2 separate regions of the Homo sapiens genome follow, and region 1 is linked to region 2. Evidence: chromatin loops called from intact Hi-C (ENCODE). Cell type or tissue: sigmoid colon. All regions are shown on one strand. Links, peaks and the distances in the headings refer to the core of each region. The heading gives the core; the rest is flanking DNA.

Region 1 (7,724 bases), core at 1,452-5,451, 150 kb after region 2:
TTATCATAGGTGCTGTTCCTCTTCCCAGACCCTTTAGAAATACCTTCTGTTCACCTTCTTCTCATGGCCTCATTTCTTCAGAGCACACCAATGACATCACGGTGCTCCTGTGCACCTGCAGCTCTCTCTGAAGTCAGCAAAGCCACCATCCATGGGAGACTCTATAGTAGTAAGGAAGCTGGATCCCATCTCATAAGGAAAGGAAACCCATCCTCCTTTCTACCCCAAGAAGGTCTGCATTTTTCTCTCTCAATATTGCTAGGCTCTCAATAAAGTAGCCTGTGCTTCACTAGCATAGAAGGGTCTCAATCTTGGCATTTCATCTGAAGTGCAGTCATGCAAGGAGCAAACCATATGCTTGAGTGTGTGACCACGTGCAGAGGGCAAAATCACAGCACCTCCTGGCTGCCCTGTTTCACAGCAGTGCTTCTCAAACTTCTCTTTCACAGGCAATACATGCCAACTTCGTTAAGCAAACTTTCCTGGGTCTCATCCTCAGAGGCTCCCATTCAGCAGGTTGGGGAGGGGCCCATGACTCTGCATTTCTAACAAGCTCACAGGGGACCTGGGCGATGCTGATGCTGCTGTTCCAAGGCTCTCACTTTGAAAAACACGGGTTTATACTATTAGCAAAATTTATGACATGCAGAAGAAATCCGAGCTGTGCAATCTCAATGGCTCTGTGAAACCAAAAGAAAATAACATTTACAAAAGTAATTCTCATGAAATAAGAACGAATAATGATTCAGGGCATGCTCAGAGCAAAACCATATTACTCTGGCTATAAATTAGCCTTAGAAGGTAGCATCTTTCAGGAGGCTAGAGACTTAAAAGCAATAATCAAATTAGAGAGAAATTAGTGTTACCAATATAAAGACAATTTAGCATAAATGCTCCCATTCTATAGATAAAGAAACTGAGAACAGAAGAGAACATGCAGAAAGTTAATAGCTGAAGTGAGATTAGAACTCCTGTCTCTAGAGTCACTGTCCAGCACTCCTGTTCTAGGCAATGCCCTTCACTCTTGTGAGCCATGTCTCCTACCCCTGAATGATTTCATGACAGGAACTACAAAGATGCAGGAGCATCATGAAGTTATACCGTCCTTCATAGCAGAAAATAAAGATCAGTCCTGCACAATATCAACATAAAATATTTCATTCCTGGTGTCTTCTAAAATAAACCTTCACTGTGTGCTGACACTCAGAACATTAATCAGAAAAGTGCATGCACAGGCAAGTATATTTCTTGTCTCCCCTTCCTCCTCCCCTCCTTCCTACTCTACTTTCCAATGACTTAGAAAAGTTTGGAAAACAAACCCCAAGGTGAAAGAGCCATCACGGGACACTTATGGTACCCCAGAAGCCTGCAGGGGTATCCCTTCCCATGTAGGACAAGATGCGTCCATGTATGGTTTCCTTGGCTCAAGATGCAAGGGTGATGTTCTTGCCATCTTAGGCAAAACAACTATCCTAAACTGCCTGGAGCGGACATCCTTCTCCTCCCAGGCTTGGAACTGCTGTGTGCACTTCCGTTAACGCTGCTGGCTTGTACAACCACGGGGAGCCTGGGGAGAGACCCTCCCCACCCCGGACTGCTCATCGCTCTTGCGAAACTCAGTTGACAGTTAAAATTTTGTTTTTCCTTCTTGCTTTGTTATCAGAGGAACAGTCAGTATGTAGAAAAACCGAAGCAACTGTCAAGAAGAGAAGATAAGAAAAACAAGATATCTGTTTAAAAAGTAAAGGTCATGATGTGACGCAGTTAAAGGAGATAATTTAGTCTGATACTAATAACGCTCTTGGGGGTTGATTCAGTTTCCAAGTCGATTCATTTTCCAAATTGGTAGCTCCTCCTTTGCCATCATTGTCCCGTTCATACTACGCTTTTGCCTACACTTGTCATAGAGGTTCTGGGCATTTCTGATGAGGAATGAGTTTCCATAGAAGAAGCACAAGCTGACGTTGAAGAGGCAAGGTGAGGACACCTGATGCCAGGTGAGAATTCCCTCTAAATAGATTTAGACAAAAATTATAAAAGCATGCAACAAGCCTAAAGGCAGATAGCTTAGCCAACAGAGTTCTCTATCAATATGCAAAAGCTCTCTAACTCCAGAGTCCTCGTCAGTGGCTTTCCCAGCTAGTGCAGGCTACTGGACTACTACGGTGATGCCTGGAGAGCTAACATGATTGACAGCAGACTCATGCACAAAGGTGTTCAGTTAACAGTATTCAAATATCTCAAATAAACTATAATATTTTAAATAACCAACAATAAATAAGTATGACCTATACAGTCAACAGAATGCCAACCAGACTGAGATAATTATTAAAAAATTCAGTGACCTTTATTTCAAATATGTTGTCACAAAAGTGCAACATGAAACATTCTATTTAAAAGTCAAAAATACAACATACAACATTGCATTTATTTTGTGATAACCATCTCTCTTATTTTATTCATAAAAATATTCATAAAATAAAGAGAGCTGATCATCACAAAATAAATAGAATGTCACATGTTGCATGTTTGATCCTTAAATGGAAATATTTACTACCTACATGAATAATATTTACACATATGACCAAACACTGAACACTGAAAATAAATATTTTGATTGTCAAGGGTAGATAATTTTAACTCAATTTCTTCTATTTCTATTATTACTTATATAATCTACAGTATTCCACCACAAGATAAAAGTTAGCTTCCATTTAGTTGGTACAATGTCACCTGGGAAAAAAATTAATCATCCAATAAATACTTTAGCCTCTCCTCCACATGAGGCACTGGGCATACAGCCATGAATGCACCAAACCAAGTTTCTGCTCTTAGGGAGCTGACATTCTAGCTAGGGGAGGGTGACAACAATAAAATGAGCTAATAAATATATAATCAAGTGATAACATGTTACATGTTAATGTAAATTTCCATGTGGTGGGTGTGCACACACAGCCAATCACTCCAGGACTTCCTGTTCCTGCTCTGCAGAGAGTTAGACCATGGCCAATATTCGATACACTGGGTGCGTGCGTTTCCTATTGCTGCTGTAATAAATTACCACAAACTTACTGGCTTTCAACAGCCCCATACAGTTCTGGAAGTCAGAATCCTACAGAAGTCTTGCTGGGCTAAATTTAATGTGTCAGCAGGACTGCATTCCTACTGGAAGCTCTTGGGAAGAATCTGCAGCCTTGCCTTGTCCAGCTCCTGGAGGCACCCCCCATTCCTTGGCTCACGGCCTCTTCCATCTTCAAGCCAGTAATGACATCATTCTGACCTCGGCTTCTGTTGGCACATCACCTTCTCTGGCTGACTCTCCTGCCTCCCTGTTTTACAAGAACCATGTGATTGCACGGAGCCCACCCTGATAATCCAGGATCATCTCACTATTCCAAGGTCAGCTAACTTGCAACCTGAATTCCATCAGCAACTTGAACTCCTCCTTGCCACGTAACATAACAAACCCACAGATTTCAAGGATTCGGACGTAAACATCTTCGGGAGCACTATTCTGCAAACCACACTGGGGTAGCTCCTTGTCTAACTTCCTGGCAGAAATATCCAGAAATGTCTTTCTTCAGAGATGTTTGGCATGGGGAAAATAGTGTAAGAGTGTTTTCACAGAAAGTATAAGTTCAAAACTGCCCTGTCTACCTGTTTTTTACCTTGGGAAAGTTACTTTAATTTAAATGAGGATAATAATACCTAATCCATGGTTCTGCAGAGATAATTACGTGGGGTAAACCATAGAAACAGGTGTAAGCCTAAAAAATACTAAGACAGAGTAGTTAATATCGGATAGCTTTAGTTGTTCCCAAATCCCAATTTCTTTTTCTTTGTAACAAACTAAAAATTTCAAGCTAAAATCTGAACAGGCATTCTGGGATGCATGGTCATTAGCCTAGCATTAGGACCCAATGACCCTTCAATGGGTCATTCCCACTGAAGGAAATACAGAGATGCATAAAAGAAGCTGAGTGTGGATGAATGCCTAACACACAAGAAGGGATTGTGACATGCGGACTGTGGAAGGGCACATGGGTCCCCAGGTGTGAATCCCATCTCAGAAACATGAGGCATTTGTTGCTGAAAGGAACTGTTGTAAAGGGCACCCCCCCCATCAATATGTCTTTCTATACCCATCCATTCCCCCCCATCAATATGTCTTTCTATACCCATCCATTCAGAGACCCCAGTTCCCGGAAATGCAACTCAACTAGGCAAAGAAGCAAAAGGAGGGTGGTATGGAGCCTTCTGGAGATTAATAGAAAAGAGGTGCGATGGAAAGAGCCACAGGAGGGATCAAACCAGGGTGGCAGATTTTCACACACTGTCTCTAGATATAAGAACTAGGAAGAACTATCACTGATCAAAATTATAATGAATAAGGTTCCACCTCAGTATTCTAACTACAAGGTAGAAGGAGCAGGAGATCCCCTCTCAGGCAAGCTGAGTCACCCTAGAAAAGTCAACATCAACACTGGAAGGTTGGCCAGGGACCATGCACAACAACCACCCCTTCAGCATAAGCGATGCTCACAGTAACCTGACAATTGTGACCAGGTGAGAGTGGTGAGGGCGCTGAAGGGACAGGAGGGTCTGTTCACAGGCACACCCCCGGCCTGGACCTTCTCTTTCAAGGTTGATAACTCAAGACAATTTTGAAAATTCTCTGCAACATCTGAAGTAAAACACTATTCTTCTAAAAAAAAAAAAAATCTATTATGGGAAGAAGATGTAAATTTTGGAATCCATTTTTTTTAATCTCAATATCAAATAAACATAGGATATATGAAAGAAAAATCACTAAATGGAAAAGGCTAAGATTACAAGGGGAGTCAGCTAAGATGGAGATGACAAGACATAAAATGGTTAAAAAACCAGAAATGCAAACACAAAACATAAATGGGAATAAGAGGCAGCAGACAGCAGACCCAATAGTGCTGAAAATCAAATTACCAAGGGGAAAAAAACATAGGCTCTTACAGAATGAAGAGGAAAAGACAAAAAGATGAAGACACAGCCAAATAACTATCCAAATTACAAACAGTTCATGTTCCAAGGGAAACAACCAAAACCAACAAGAAGCCACAATTAAAGGTCATATTCTCCAGGCAAAACGAAATAAAATTAGAACTTGGTATATATACATATATATATATACACACACACACTCCAACAACTTAGAAGTTAAAATTCAGTCTCTCAAATAATTAATTGCAGAAAAAATAAAAACTATAATTACAAGACTATTTGAAAAGTACCAATAATGACTGCATGACATTTCAAAACTTATAGTTTGAGTCTAAAGCTACACTAAACATCAAATGCATTATAAAGCAAGAAATAATAAAAAGGAAATAAAGCATTTCATTCAAGATATTTGAAAATAAACACAGGAATTAAGAGGAGATTTTGAATAAATATTAAAGCTTTACTGACTCAGGGAAAAGGGAAAAGAGAAAAATTAATGAAGAAATACAAGATACAAATTTTCACAAATTGATAAAATACACCAAATACAGTCAGATTTTATCAATGAAAAAAATAAACATATACGTTAGTACTGAGAAAAGTTTATATGATCTCAATTACAGAACAAATTAAAACAAAAAAAGTACTTCATAATTTTGTTCATTTCTAAAATATTAATGAAATTAACACTTCTCTAGGAAAACATAAATTACCCACACAGAAAAGTATCAATGAAAGAAATTAAAGTTTGTTCAAAATTATCTTCATAGAAGACTGTAAGGCAGGCAGCACTATAAGTGCTTTTGTCAAATTTTCAATATACAAATAATTTCCATGCTTCATAAAATATTCCAGAACATAGAGGAACATAGAAATTATCAATTCATTTGTAAAGTTAGTGTGATCCTGACACCAAAACCTGGCAAAGGAGCTATATGTCTATTTCTTTCATAAATATATAGGCAAAAATTTCATAGAAAATGCAAATAAATAAAATCCAGCATCATATTAAAAATATATGTCATGCCTTTGTAAGATTCACTTTCAGAAGTGCTTTAGTAAGGATATTTTTTTCTATATATATTGTTATATTAAACACTTTAATAAGTGTTAATAAGGCATTTGATCACATTCAACATCCATGGCTAATTTTTTTTTTTTTGAGACGGAGTCTAGCTCTGTCACCCAGGCTGGAGTGCAGTGGCGTGATCTCAGCTCACTGCAAGCTCCGCCTCCTGGGTTCACGCCATTTTCCTGCCTCAGTCTCCCGAGTAGCTGAGACTACAGGCGCCCACCACCACGCCCACGCCCGGCTAATTTTTTGTATTTTTAGTAGAGACAAGGTTTCACAGTGTTAGCCAGGATGGTCTTGATCTCCTGACCTCGTGATCCGCCCACCTCAGCCTCCGAAAGTGCTGGGATTACAGGCGTGAGCCACCGCGCCCGGCCCTGATTTTTTTCTAATATAGAAAACCACAAATGAAAGGAAACTTCCACAGCATAATGAAAAGTAACCAGTGTCACTAATAGCCAAGGGGATCCATACCCCAATGGACAGCACATAGTCTTCCAACAGTAAAAAAACTCCTCAGCTACAGAATGAACCTAAAGATATTGATTCATAGAATAAGTTTATTTTCAGTATTGTATAATTTCACATTTTTAAGAATAAAATATAAAGAAGCAATATTTTAAAAGACTATTAAGGGATGAAACAAGAGCAACAACAAATAATAAATACCAGAGTAACCTTCACCAGTAAATGTAAGGAAGAAATAGAGAAATAATCATGAATCTTGACAAATTTTTTAAAAGCCTTTATCAAATGAAGAAACACACTATGAACAAAAAGAATCAACATTATAAAATGCCATTTTTCCATAAATTATTTATAGATTTATCAAAACCTAGAAGGATTTGGAGAAAATGTAAAGGATTATAAATTCATCTGGAAAGATAAATGAGTGATAACAATAAATAAATAGTTTTTTCAAAAAACAGGAAAGGTGTCTTGACCTACCAGATAATTAACATGCTAATAAGTTACAATTAATTAATGAGTAAATATAACAAAATAAATATCATAAAATATTTGCCTCTGGTACATAAGAGAATAGGCATGGAATAAAGGTGATACCACAAATGTGGAGGTAGAGGAAACAGTAGTCAATAAACAATTCTGGAATTAACTATTAAATATGTTAATCTGTTTAAATTAAATTTTAATCTTATGCTAAAATAAATTCCAAATGAAGTAAAGAGTTAAATTTTTTAAAAAGTAAACCATACAAATGGTGAATAAATACGTTGACTAAGAGCCTGAATCTAAGAATAGGCGGATGAAAAAATAAAGGGAAAGAGATACGGCGTGGGCCAGATGTCATGAGAATCCTCTATGCCAAAAAAAAAAAAGAATGAACAAGACTTTTGAAATACGGCAAAGTAAAACAAAATATATAAAAGCTCTTACAAAACATTAAGAAAAAACACTATTAACTCATTAGAAGAAAATGAAGACTGGATATGAGCAAACCCTTCTCACAAGAAAATAAATATAAAAGTTCAACAAACGTGTAAAACGTTGAACCTGCTCGGTAAAGAAGGAAGGCAAACTAAACCAACGGGACACCATCTTTCTACAATCAAATTGAATTAAAAATATATAAAAATAATTCAGGCAACAGAACATCGAATTGAGCTCTCTCAAACACTGCTGTTGGGATTTCAAATTTGTTCCAATTCCTGGA
Region 2 (7,724 bases), core at 1,781-5,780:
ACACAGTGGAGGGCACCCCTTCTCAAATCCTGCAAGCGTCTTCTGCTGTGGGGCCTTTGCACCTGCTGTTCCATCTTTCCAGTCATCTGCATAGTTCAATCCCTCTATTCAGAGCTTGGCTCACAGTGCCTCTTCAAAGAGGGCCTCCCAGATCATCTTATCCATCATTCTCCATCTCTTTATCCTGCTTTGTGTTTCTCTTCTCAGCTCTTATTACCGTCTGCCAGACAATGCATTCCTTTATTTAATTTTATTTGTTTATTCTCCTCTCCCAACCAGAATGTAAGCTCCATGGTGGCTGGAACTTAGTTTTTGACACTGTTGAGTCCCCACCTCCCATAACAATGCATAGTATTGTGGGTGTTCAATAAACATTCACTGAAACAATGAATTGAATGAATAAATGAATAAATATTTTAAAAGATGAGAGAGCAATATAGGACACTTCTGTTGGTAATAGTGGTGTGTATATTAGTGATAGTCATTATGCTAATAGCTACCATCTATGCAGGACACTGAGTTAAGCACTCTTATATTGTCCTACCACCCTTTGCCCCCTGACCCTTAGGCTGTTGGTCACCAGGTGTCTTACCTATGTGTCCTGGCCTGGCTAATTATTATAAAGGGTCAGAAGTCATTCCCCAAGGCTCCATCATTTAAGATTTGCTGCCAAGGAAAACTTCTTACACATTATTCTGGATGTCAAAGGATAAACTAGGTTTATATTTCCATTTATGAAATAGGAACTTCACTCTCATGTCCAAGGTTGGTGGATGGAATCATTTTGGACATCAGTTTACCTCTTAGCACCATTTTGCCCATTGCTGCTGGCATATGGTACCCCCTCTCACTCCAGATTTCAAAGAATATCCCTCCAAAATAATCCATCATGCTTCCTTTAATAAATACCCCAGGACCAGTGCTTTTCCTCAGAGGCTAGTAGAGACTAAATCAGCCAAGAGCCCCCAAACCCAGAAGAAAAGTGAAAGAAGGAAAACAAATCAGCAGAAAGCCATCATCGGAGGTTGAATCTTCCCCCTTCCAGTCCACAGCAGCTCAGCAGCCAGAGAGACCTTTCCAAAATGTAAATCCAAATGTGCATCTTCCAAATGTAAATCCACCCTTATTAAAGCACTGCAGCAGCCTCCTGCTGTTCTTGAAATCAGGCCCGGCCTCCTTAGCACAACCCACAAGGACTAGTATTGCCGGGTCTCTGCCAGTGTCTCCAGCCCTGTCTCACACCGCACTCTCCTTTTCTGATTCTCTGCAGTCTTCTTTCAATTCCTCTAATGTGCCCTGCTTCTTTGCACCAACAGGCCTTCCCGCAACCTTCACCTGGTCAATACGCTTCCTGTAGATTCCAGACCCAGTGTCACTTTCTTCTCTGCAAAACCTCTCCTGACCCCTAGACCTGTTGTGCCATCTCATCATATTGCATCACTTACAAACCTTTTCTAAACTTGCAAGCATAAATTTGAATATTATTTGATTATTACCTGCCTCCATTATTGTAAGTTCCCTGTAGGCAGGAACTGGGTTCACTTTTGTTCACTGTTTATTCCCAAGCACCAAGTAGGGTATTTGCCATACAGCAATGTGCTTCATATATATGAGTTACTAAATGAATGAATGCATAGACAATGCTAGCCAGCCTATGTCTGGGTCATAGGTTTATTTTAGCAATTCTATAAGAATACGTATAGAACAAATACTTTACATTTGATGAAAATATGGACAATCATATTCTCCTTCAATCCCAAATCCATAGATGAAACAAGCTAGAAGGGGGAAAATCAGATAATGGTGTGGTGTTTGTCATTGTTGTTGTTGTAAGATACAGTGGCCTGGAGGGAGGAGGGGAGGCTTGTATAGAGATTTAATCATTTTTTATACTATTATGCAGTGGAAGCAGCCACTGGCTTAATTCTGCCAACCCCTGACTAATTTCTGGTTACAAAGGTAACTGGGGGTGTGCACCTGTGAGCACAGGTCACCATGGCCCATGGACAGTCCTTCCCCAGGATCACTGGCAGCACAAATAACAACATGATCCAGCTCAGATTCACTACAAATCTGGTGAGACTCGGGCTTATCAAACCCCCTCATTCCTAAAACAGTAAAAAAAATGGCACCCCACTGACCACAGGCTTAAATAAAAAACTCAGCAAAACCCTGATCCCACGTGGCTGGCATCTTGGCCTTCCAGCCTTATCTCCAATTATTCTCCACCTCTACCACCCCACTCCAGAGTGAAGATCCCTGAAGGCAGAAACACATGGGTGGTTCTCAAAAGGGTGCCCCCAGCTCCTAGTACAGTGCCAGACTTAGGGGAGGCTCTGAACATATGTGACGGAGTAAATGAGTGAATTCTCACCCAAGATGCCCAGGACATATGATGAAATCAGCAATAATCACATTCCGTAGAGCACATTTTTACCGCTCATGGTTCATCTGCTTGTTTTGGAAATCCTCTTGGTTAAATGGTAATTTTCCATTTCTAACAATTATTCCTCATCTGCTCACAGCCACTGTAACCTGGAGTCATTAAGGAACAGTCCAATATAATACAAGACATTCCCTTGACTTTTTAAAACTCCCCAGTTAGGTGGACTCTTGGGGTCTATAATTACCCCCACTGCATCCTTTTTTTTTTTTTTGAGCTTTTTTTAAAGAAAGTAGAGATCTACTTCTCAAGCCTTAGGTGATACCAATTGCATTTGTCCCCTTTCATTAAAAAAGCTATTGATTGCTTTTCCCCAAGATCTAACTCTTTAATTCCAGTAACTGTGGAATGAGAAAACAGACAGATGAAGGAAATACATACTTGCAAAATGAAGAAAGACTGAGCTTTGGGGACCTGTGTGTCTCGTTAGCAAATCCTCCAGAGACTTCCTGCTTGATCACGTGCATTCATCTTGGGTGGAAGGTAAAGGAAAGAAGGGAGGCTTAAATCTTACTGAAGAAAACAGCAGCACAGGGTGTCTTCAACAGAATGGCTCATTTAGCCCCAAATTCAAAACTGAATTGTTACATCAGTTCAATTTGTTCCTTCATTGACTTAACAAACATTGCCAACCATGTGGACCCAATTCAACCAGATCACATTTACTTTTATCAAAATCAGTTAGCTTAGTTTTATTTTCCATGCAGGACTAATTTATAGCCAGTAGCTTGGAGTTTAAAACAGGAGTCTAGCTTTGTCCACTGATGGCTTCCAGGCCTTATTTATTCCTCTTCTCTTTACAGTGGCCTGGATAACTTTATTTTTTTTTTTTAAAAAAACCTCTACGTAGGCCAAGCTCTGTGCACTGTTGTAGATCTGTGACAGCACGCATGCCCAGTGAACTCCATGGGATGAAGGATAGCTTATCCAAATTGTGACCATGCTCAACCTAAGTACCTGGCTCTACAGGGTTCTCGTTCCTGGAGAGCACTCTCCATCCAAAACCTCCACCCACACAGATCTGAAGGGAGAAGTTCCAAAAAGAAATGAATGTTTAGACCAAGGGCCAGGAAACCTTTTCTGTAAAGGGATAGAGAGTAAACACTTTAGGTGGTGGATCAGTCTCTGTAAAAGCTCCTCGGCTGTCACTGTGGCATGAAAGCAGCCACAGAAGACACATAAATGACTGGCCATGTGGCTGTGTCCCAATACAACTTTACTTACAAAAATGTGATTGAGCAGATTTGGCCCAAAGGCTGTAGTGGGCCACCCTGTTTTCCATTCTGCTTCCTTGGAATGAAAGCCTTTTCTGAACAGGTCTGTGAACAGGAAAAGGCTGGGTGGTCAGGAAGGACCACAAACAGATTAATCCTTATCACCTTTTGAAATGAACTGACTGACCAGGGTTCAAAATCCATGGAAGGACAAAACATGGGAAGATCTTTTCACATTCCTTTCATTGAGGGATAATTTCCATGCAAGAATATGCACAGATTTTAAGCGTGCATTCAACAGATTTTGAAAAATGTTTACATTCATGTGCCCTTCAGCCCAAGAAAGTTACCCCATTACCCCAAAAGTTCCCTGATGCAGCCACAGACCTGACATCCACCTCCATAGCTTAGTTTAACCTGTTCTAGAACGTCACCAAAATAAATTCATGCAGAATGGGTCTTGAGGTCTGGCTTCTTTCATTCATTCAACTGTGCTTGTAACACAGTCATGCTGCTATTATGCTACTGGGGTCCCCTCCTTTTGATTACTGTGCTCTATTCCATTGTCTGAACACGCCACCATTTATCCTTCCATCTTCATGACAGGGACACACTACCTCTGACCCCTAAAATCAAATTCATTTCAAATCAGAAAGAGAAGAAATACTCCTAAGTGCCTAAATTGGAAGTGACACACTCCAACGTTCAAATTTTCATGTGGATCAAAGTTAATCCCCCACACACCAAGTACCCACCAAATGCCCAACTTGGCTGAGTGGAAAATGGGGGAAATGTACACACTCCAACTAATAAATAATCTCTGCTTCACCAGAATCCCAAGTAGGCAGCCCTGGCAAATTCTCTAGAAACCATGAATGTGTCTTTCCCAAGCTTTTCAACTGCCACGTGATGGACAGGCCGGTGGCATTTCCTCTGCTAACACTGAACTGCATAATTAACACCCAGGGTTATTTTTCAATGCCTGCACCTGGCACTTTTAATTTAATTATCTCTCCATTTCTACAATCCACTGCTCGCTGGTGACGGCTCCACCTGGCCGTCTTTGCCCCGAATCTCCACTCGCCTGCAGGACTTTTCATCCAGAAATAATTAGGAACACAGGGTCCTCTGTCTCGTGGCCAACTCAGCCGTGAACGCTACTGGATCAAGAGGGAAGTTTTATCTCAGACAAATGGAGTCAGCTCACAGCAGTGTTAAAGGGACAGGGTTGACTTCCAAGTGTTTCTGCTTTGCTGGGAGCTACCAAAAAAAAAAAAAAGTGGCAATGACCTTTCAGAAAACTTGGAACACTCTGGTTCTGGGAATATCCTTTTCCCTTGGCTGGCTCATGCTGGGGAATGAAATAATGAATTGGAATCTGTCTCGCAGCAGGGCTAGAACGATAGCCTGCCACGATTATCCACGCTACGGTACAGATACAGCAGCGCACAAGGCAATCTGGAGATGACTCGGAAGCCTCACTTTGTTCAATAGTTTCCATTAATCCTTCTCTTACCCTTTATGTTACTGTTCTTCACCAGGACAACCAGCAGGAAGCCATCTTGAACACTGATAGCCCTCCATTTGTCCTTTCACTCTTTGGGTTCTTATTGAATGTGGCGCCTAGCACCTAAAACGTTATTCCCAAGTTGGCAGTTTCATTAATAATAAATAAAATTACAAACAAAATAATAAAAGTATAGGAAGCATTAATTGGGGTACACAATGTATTCCATGAAACAGTTCTGTTTTCCTCTTTCCTTCATCCTTATTTATTTTCTTTCAGTGTGTACCCCCACACACAAACACACACTCACACAGTTGCACATATACTTCTCATATTGGGTTAGGATGATCTTACTTTGATAAGTAGTTTCAAAGAACAAAGCCAGGCTGTCCTCGACTTCCCTTTATTTCAGTCTCTCTCAAGACACGCAAGAGAACTTTCTGAGCAGCTGTGGGAATTGTGGAGCTCTTGCCTCATTAAAAAATGTCCTCCTCACTCACATGGCAAATTCTAGTTCACCTTTACCAAGTGCAGGAGAGAAATTTCTCAGGAAATTTTGACATGGTTTCCTCAGCTTCTCTGATTTTCAAGGCTGTTCAATAAAGTAGAAACATACTCCACTATGGATGCCTGGGAGGTCACCTCAGCCATTGGCCAGAGGCACAGCCCAGGTGAGTGAGGGCTGGGCGCCTGGCCCCTGGTTTGACAGATGGCTTCATTTGCAAGCCACAGTGCAGAGATGGCCGCAGCACACTTCCCAAGATTTACAACATCTGTCATGGAGTTTGATATGGCACTTCCTCCTCTCACATAACATAAGGCAATGTGCAGAAGAAATGCAGTCACTCCATGAACGCTTTAACCTATCTGGGACAAATCTGTCTTCCCAGGCCAGCAGCTCTGACACTGGGGTTTCCTCCTGGGTCTCTGCCTGCCCCGCCTCCATTTCAGCCAAGTTCTCTTTATGATAAGAAACACAGTGCTGATCCGTGCGGTTCATGATGGAGTGTATAAGGGAGGGCCAGTGAGTTTTCTTTCTCCCAGAGTAAAAGAAAGAAATAAAAACCATCAACTTTAACTACACTCTATGCACCACAGCATTGAGACAGGGTGTTCTGAGCATCGGGACATAGCCTGCCTTCTCCCTAAGGAGCCTGGCGAACTTTTACGCCCAGAGAGAAGATGAGAAAAGCCAGGATTTGGTGCCCAGGAATCTGGGGTATAGTGTAGGTTCTCCCAGAAGCAAACCCTGAGGCAAGGATTTCAGTACAGGTGATTGATCTGTGAGGTGAAGCAGGGCCAGCTGGGGAGTGAGGAGGTGATACTGGGAAGAGACACCAGCCAATGAGGCATGAGTGGTTGCATCAGTTATCCCTGGGTGTACCTGGGGCTTCCTACTAGCAGAAACTCTGGGAAAAATAAAAACACAGACTCAGTGTTACCTTGCCCAAGGGGTAAGGGAGCTGGGGTATTTATACACCAACTCCCATCATCGGCTATGGGTGGCTCCAGAAAGCATTCATTCCTCTGACTTCTGGTCTACCATAAAGGCTGGCAAGCTACACTTAGGAGGCCAGAGAGAGGCCTTTGACAAAAGAATGCAGATGCCCTGATAAGAATGGGTGAAGAATATGATCAGGGCCATGAGAGCCTATGAATCCATGTTCTGCTGCTGATCAGAGCTGTGATTCAGACATATCCTTTAACTTCTCTGACCCATACCTGAGCTTCACATTGAGAAAAGAGTGCCTTCATGCCTACCCCACAGGCTTGGGGTGAGAATCAAGTCAGGTAATGCTGTGAAAGGACAGTGCATATTACAAAGGGCTGTTAAACCATAAACTCACAGGGAAGGGTGGGAGCCCACCAGTGCCCAGAACTCCAGGAGAGATAGAAAAGGTGTGCAGGCTTAGTCTCCCCATGTCTTATAATTGAGCAGCAAAGGGGAGGCTCATTCAACAGTCAGTATTCTGCTCATCTGAGCACTTAGCGGGCAGGCTGCCTAATTTTCAGGGGCACAAATCCAGCCTGCTTCACCGGTGTCCCAGCTCAGGGAAAACATTTGTCATTTTAACAGGGTTATGGTTACTCATGCAAGACCAGAAAGAAATGGCAACTTGAGCATGTGGAGGAGTGACGGCCCACCCTGTCACTGAGATGGTGGTGATATTTGAGTTATATCTAAGGGTCAGGTAAGCAGAGGAACTGGGAAACTTTCCCATTTTTGAAACATGATGGAAATTCCTTGCTTTGCCCTTAGACCACAGGATAAACCATTCCTCTATGCTTCCCCGATCTGAGGCTCTTTCTTTACCGGATCTCAAGCAAAGGCATTTGGCATTCAAGTACCTATGCTACGTTACAAAATGATGCTGTGAAAAATGGACATTAGTGGCCAAGTGACAACTACTTGGATAAGGAATCCTTCATCCAGTTATTCAACCCATTCAAGGAAAACCTGAAAGAAGCTGTGATTAACCTACCAGGGATCTAGGGTTCGTAGATAGACACACACTCCTCCCTGCCCACCCTGCTCCCACCGCTGATCTCAGCTTCATTT

Evidence for each region. Hi-C counts contacts between places; a loop is a spot of excess contacts. Peaks named below come from ENCODE experiments on the same cell type or tissue, not always from the same donor. Only the 100,000 strongest peaks of a DNase experiment are listed, where the experiment ranks them.
Region 1: a loop joins it to region 2, with 2.4 times the contacts of the local background. A loop is called at or near these places in 1 of 110 quality-filtered maps.

Annotation. Positions count from the first base shown.
Region 1 is chr20:19,227,060-19,234,783 of GRCh38, reverse strand. All of the region lies in intron 1 of SLC24A3 (solute carrier family 24 member 3), which reads right to left. LOC124904879 (a long non-coding RNA gene) reads right to left here. Exons shown (of 2, transcript XR_007067552.1): 2 at 1-680. Among named protein-coding and RNA genes, the nearest start is that of SLC24A3, 18 kb to the right of the region's middle. In sigmoid colon, for the core only: no CTCF peak of the experiment used is centred there; DNase peaks (open chromatin) are centred at 1,543 and 3,253; H3K4me3 peaks cover 581 bases.
Region 2 is chr20:19,373,841-19,381,564 of GRCh38, reverse strand. The region is part of intron 2 of SLC24A3 (solute carrier family 24 member 3); the gene reads right to left. Among named protein-coding and RNA genes, the nearest start is that of SLC24A3-AS1, 93 kb to the right of the region's middle. In sigmoid colon, for the core only: no CTCF peak of the experiment used is centred there; a DNase peak (open chromatin) is centred at 3,334.